Linked DNA regions of Homo sapiens: region 1 is linked to region 2. A link is an interaction called in ENCODE POLR2A ChIA-PET data of the cell type or tissue named here. Cell type or tissue: PC-9. All regions are shown on one strand. Links, peaks and the distances in the headings refer to the core of each region. The heading gives the core; the rest is flanking DNA. Region 1 overlaps FUT8 (fucosyltransferase 8). Region 2 overlaps FUT8 (fucosyltransferase 8).

Evidence for each region. ChIA-PET counts read pairs that join two places held together with the same protein. Peaks named below come from ENCODE experiments on the same cell type or tissue, not always from the same donor. Only the 100,000 strongest peaks of a DNase experiment are listed, where the experiment ranks them.
Region 1: POLR2A ChIA-PET joins it to region 2 with 6 read pairs; 4 of 35 experiments call an interaction of 5 or more read pairs at or near these places.

The regions. Positions count from the first base shown.
Region 1 is chr14:65,417,491-65,420,412 of GRCh38, forward strand. The region is part of intron 1 of FUT8 (fucosyltransferase 8); the gene reads left to right. Among named protein-coding and RNA genes, the nearest start is that of FUT8, 6.2 kb to the left of the region's middle. RefSeq lists a silencer at 1,927-2,127. In PC-9, for the core only: no CTCF peak of the experiment used is centred there; no DNase peak of the experiment used is centred there; H3K27ac peaks cover 1,051 bases.
Region 2 is chr14:65,511,860-65,514,781 of GRCh38, forward strand. All of the region lies in intron 2 of FUT8 (fucosyltransferase 8), which reads left to right. Among named protein-coding and RNA genes, the nearest start is that of MIR625, 42 kb to the left of the region's middle. In PC-9, for the core only: no CTCF peak of the experiment used is centred there; no DNase peak of the experiment used is centred there.

The DNA of each region.
Region 1 (2,922 bases), core at 219-2,718, 94 kb before region 2:
AACGGAGGAAGAGCAAATGGGACCTATGGAATTATGCCGTATTTGTCAATATAAGGGTTACTTTTGTACTCTTACTGAAAGCAGAGTTATAGGGCTAATTTCATTTAAATTTTCTTACCCATCTACTTTAAAAAAATACCTCTTTGTGGTAGTCTTTTTTTTGGTCAGAAAATGACAATGTGAAGGAGAAATACGTTTTGAATTTATAAATCTTCTTTTAATTAACAAATTATACCAATATAAGGGTAGTGTTAATGTGGTTCAAATTTGCCTTTGCTATTCTGCCTTTTCTTCTATAGTGATTGTATAGTTATACTATAACTTCTTCCTCGAAGCACTGGAATAAAAGAAAAACTTTTAAAGATCACTACGAAATGCTCACTGTATTTGTTGTATTTTATAACTTGGGTTTTTAAAATTTATTTTTCCATAAACTGAATAAATATGAAAACGAACTTGAAAGATCTTGTCACAGCCTTGATGACTGGTCAGTATAAAGTTCACATTATAAAATAATAAAACATTGATAATAATCTTAGATGAAAATGGAAAATTAAGCTAATGTTTATTTTAGAACCTGAGTAATGAGTTTATATCATGTAGCAATGAGGCACATGAAGACGGTTAGAATTAGTTTTTCTAATGAATAAACTTCATGATATAAACTTGAAAGTGCATAAATGCTATAACTTTCTGATTGTAAACTTGAACAAAAGTAAAATGAAAATGGGAGAGTCCTCTTAATTACCTTTAACGTATAACTAAAATGAACCTGTGTATCTGTCTAAGTCTTATTTGATCAAGACTTTCAATGGACAATGAATGAGTTTTAAGTTTTTATCAATGTTGTGACTGATTTTTCTATAATATCCCTTAAATGAGATATCAAATTCTAATAATATCTAGAACCAGATTAAATTTGGTTAGAGTATAAACAATATTTACAAACCATCAAAACTATAATAAAAGCATTGTAATGTTATTTAATGACTTAAGCCAACATTCCATAAGCTAATCTAAGCATTTTTACAATTAATACAATTGATAGTAATATCTTAATTAGTGGTAAAGTGGACAGATATAATTTATAGATTCTGTATTGTCTGGGACCTTGGGGCAGTCAGTGAAGAGAGGGAGATAGAGAGAGGAGCATACTGGTTGATGAGCTTGCCTTATTTGGAGATGAAGGAGATTTATTCAGTTTTTCTCTTTCCCTCTACTTACTTCTCCTTGTTTGTCATCCTCTTCTAGCAATGGTAAGAAATGCGGGAATTGACCATCTTTACAGTATACTTTTTTCCTTAGAGTTCATAGAACATTTCCAGGTAAAACATTAGCTTTTATGTTATAATAGGTTTATTATAATGATATCATTTCCTTTTGAGGTGGTAGGCAAGAGACTAGAAGAACTTCATTTGTATAGCATTTAATATTATTTATTAAAAATGATTTTATAGGCCGGGCGCGGTGGCTCATGCCTGTAATCCCAGCACTTTGGGAGGCCGAGGCAGGTGGATCACCTGAGGTCAGGAGTTGGAGACCAGCCTGACCAACATGGAGAAACCTCATCTTTACTAAAAATACAAAATTAGTCGGGCATGGTGGCACATGCCTGTAATCGTAGCTACTTGGGAGGCTGAGGCAGGAGAATCACTTGAACCCGGGAGGCTGAGGCAGGAGAATCACTTGAACCCAGGAGGCGGAGGTTGCAGTGAGCCGAGATCTTGCCATTGCACTCCAGCCTGGACAACAAGAGTGAAACTCTGTCTCAAAAAACAAAACAAAACAAAAAAACAAAAACAAATTCTAACCTTCATGTGCCTCATTACTGTAATGTAAAAAAAAAAACTATGTTCATTGAAGAGAACTAACATATTAAACTAAAAATGAAGCACAGTGTTCTCCACTCATGGGAGTACTGTTAGCAGGTTTAAGACAGTTACTGTGAGAAGTTCACAAGGTGAAAGTGTCTTTGATAATTAGGGCCTAATCAATTGGGATTTGACTTACTCAATTTCTCCAACACATGGAATTGTACTGGTACCTGAAGGAGAAAAATATATAATAGAAGTTGTATTAGTTTTTATGTCTTGAGCTCTCTGAATAACTACTTGATTCATTCAGTTGCCAAATGTCAAAAGATTGTAATTTTGAGAAAGTTGATTCTTTACAATTAGAACTAAGCCAGGGTAAACAATTTGCTTTCTTTTTCTAAGTTTTAGGTTTTTCTTTCTCTCTTAGGAAGTTTAGTGAAACTCTAGGGGTTAGGCAGGTTGTAACTGAAATTCTTGAGGCCAAAAGGTCCTGTCTTATGCTTGGTAAACCGACCCCCTCAACAGCGTGAGAAATGTAGATGTACTGATAACCCTGATTGCTTCGTGACATAATTACAGACATCCAGCCCTCTATCAACTAAAATTCCGTTTATTTTTAAGGTTCAAATATTAGAAGTATCTGCTTGATACATCTCATAGGTTGTCAAGTGTGCATACGATGAGAGATATAATGTTACTTTTAATTTGTAAGTAAACAAACACACAATATTATGTTCTCAATGCTGAGTAAGCTGAAAAGATGTATACCTACTGAGGATGCACCAAATAATAAGCAACAGAAACCTGGTAATGTGCAATTAGGAATAGTTCCTCTTAATAATAATAAAAAAAAGATTAGTGTTTAGGTTTTAATGGCATAAAGATGTAATGAAAATAAAATTACCAAAGAAGTCTATTTTGGAGAAATTTTTGTCAGACTAGATAACAAAGAAAAGAACACATCCTTTTTTTATTTTTATTTTTTATTTTATTTTAGAGATGAGGTCTTGCTCTGTTGCCCAGGCTGGTGTTGAATTCCTAGGCTCAAGTGGTCCTCCTCCCTTGGCCTCCCAAAATGCTGGGATTACAGGTGTGAGCCACCAAACTT
Region 2 (2,922 bases), core at 192-2,691:
GTCTTGTGATTGGTGAGTTTAGTCCATTTACACTCAGTGTTATTATTGACAAACAAGGACTTATTCCTGCCATTTTGTAATTTGTTTTCTGGATGTTTTGTGGTCTTCCCTTACGTCTTTCTTTCCTTCCTGTCTTCCTGGATGTTACAGCCTACTACCCACCTGGGGTATATGGTATAGCCTATTGCTTCTAGGCTACAAGCCTGTACAGCATGTTACTGTACTGAATATTGTAGGCAATTGTAACACAGTAGTAAGTATTTGTGTACCTAAACGTAGAAAAGGTACAGTAAAATTATGGTATTTATAATCTTTATTTTTGTAGACAGAGTCTTGCTCGGTTGCCCAGGGTGGAGTGCGGTGGCGCGATCTCGGCTTACTGCAACCTGCGCCTCCTGGTTCAAGCAATTCTCGTGCCTCAGCCTCCCAGGTAGTAGCTGGGATTACAGATGTGCACCACCATGCCCAGCTAAGTTTTGTAATTTTAGTAGAGACGAGGTTTCACCATATTGTCCAGGCAGGTCTTGAACTCCTAGCCTCAAGAGATCCCCTGCCTTGGCCTCCCAAAGTGCTGGAATTATAGGCATAAGCCTTCGTGCCTGGCTGGGTATTTATGATCTTATGGGACCACTCATATATGCAGTTCGTTGTTGATTAAAACCATCATTATGTGGTGCATGACTTTACTTTGTATGACAAGTTACTGAACGTTCTAAAGGAGATATGAAAGTAACTTAGGTTTGATTTTTGTTTGAAATTGTGATATTTTTGCCGGCTGTGGTGGCTCATGCCTGTAATCCCAGCACTTTGGGAGGCCGAGGCGGGTGGATCATGAGGTCAAGAGTTCAACAGCAGCCTGGCCAAGATGGTGAAACCCCGTCTCTATTAAAAATACAAAAATTAGCCGGGCATGGTGGCGGGCGCCTGTAATCCTAGCTACTCAGGAGGCTGAGGAAGAGAATTGCTTGAACCTGTGAGGCGGAGGTTGCAGTGAGCCGACATCACGCCACTGCACTCCAGCCTGGGCGACAGAGTGAGACTCTGTCTCAAAAAAAAAAAAAAAAAAGAAAAAGAAATTGTGATGTTTCTTTCCCATTCCAAGACCATCCTTTTCTTAGTACTCTTTCTTTCCTTTAGAGCTAGGCTAGTGGGGAGCAGAATCATGAGCTTAAATTAGTGGAATATGTGGACATTGGGTAGCATGGGGAGAAGTGTTTCAGCTTCTTTCTCTAAACTTTAATTTCCATTCTTTGGTGCTTAAAGTGGTGTTTTAATCACTTGCATCTGGTTCAAGAGGGTGTCTGATTCTTTGCAAAGCTATTCTATCGACAAAAAGCATTCACAGTGTTTTCCTAGTGGATTAATATTGGGTTGACATCTATTTGCATGTTAAGTGCTGTATTGTTATCATTTGGCATTTATTAACTAGCCTTGATATACTGTGCATTAGTTGGCATTTATACATGTTTTAGTCCCTGCTCTAGAGAAAATATCCTAAAAGGGAGCTAATTGTGGGAAATAGAGCCTTTTCTCACATATCCAGCTGCCTGGGAGCTTTCCTCTAAAGACCTTTAAGCATTGGAAAGTCATTCTTCAAGTAGTTAAGATAGGAAATGACAGTCGTGTAAAATAGGGCCTTAAAAACAACTACCAGGTAGACTCATGATAGTGACCCTACAGGGAATTAACAACATAGATATGATTTTCTCAAGGAGTTGGGAATCTTCTTATTAAAATTAGAGCAGTGAAATTGTTCCCTTCTCTGTAGAATATAAAAACAAAATCAAAAACAAAACAAAAAATCGATCAAACTTCTCTCCGTGTGTTAACAAAACGACCATGAGATCTGTGGAGGAAGGAAAAAGGAGAAAACTTTATTTTCAGAGTAACAATCTGCAGATAAGGGAAAGTAACCTCTGGTGGAACTGTAAGCACGTGCTTCACCGAAGGGGAGTGAACAGTAGTATTTAAGCCTTCTAGGGTTTGTTTTACATGCATATCCATCATGTAATATGAATTGTTTGAGGAATGTCTATGAATATATATGGGGAAGTCTAGTGCATGCACAGTGAGTTAACATATAAGTAACATACATCCCATCTTCGCTTCAGGGCACAATTTTAGCATTAAAATGAGGTGGAATTCAGCTCTTTATGTCAACAGGTGAACTATAGAGCACAAAGATATTTTGTATGCAGTCTCTATAAGCTGGCTAAAACTGGCTTAGGGTCTGTAGCATTTTAGCAGGAAAGAATGTTTGTAGGACTGGCCTCCTGTCCTATCAGTGCTGTTGGTAGGACCCTCAAGGCAGGGTTGTCCCAGTTGTCTTTATCAGGCAGTTTACCAAGATCGGTTGGGCAGTTTCTCTAGAACAGATTTCTGCCTAATAGAAGAGGAAAACTTCATGGCAGTTAATAAGAAAGAATGTTTGTAAGAATGGCCTCCTGTCCTATCAGTGCTGCTGGCAGGACCCTCAAGGCAGGGTTGTCCCAGTTGTCTTTATCAGGCAGTCTACCAAGATTGGTTGGGCAGTGTGTCTCTAGAACAGATTTCTGCCGAATACAAGAGGAAAACTTCATGGCAGTTAACAAACCCTTTGGTAGTTAACAATGTACGTATGTATGACCAAACCCTTGTTCCTGCTATGGCCATTTAATTTTCTCTCTTGAGGGTCTTATCTTAGCTACAGAAAGTCCATCTTATCTATCATTGTTGACCTTTGGATCACAGCTAGTAGTGGTTTGAGGACAGAATGTATCAATGTATCAATAGTTTCTGTCTTGTCTTCACCGCTGAGTAGGTATACAAAACTTAGTCAAGTCAAATCACTTCTTTTTTTTTTTTTAAATTTATTTTTTTATGATACTTTAAGTTTTAGGGTACATGTGCACATAGTGCAGGTTAGTTACATATGTATACATG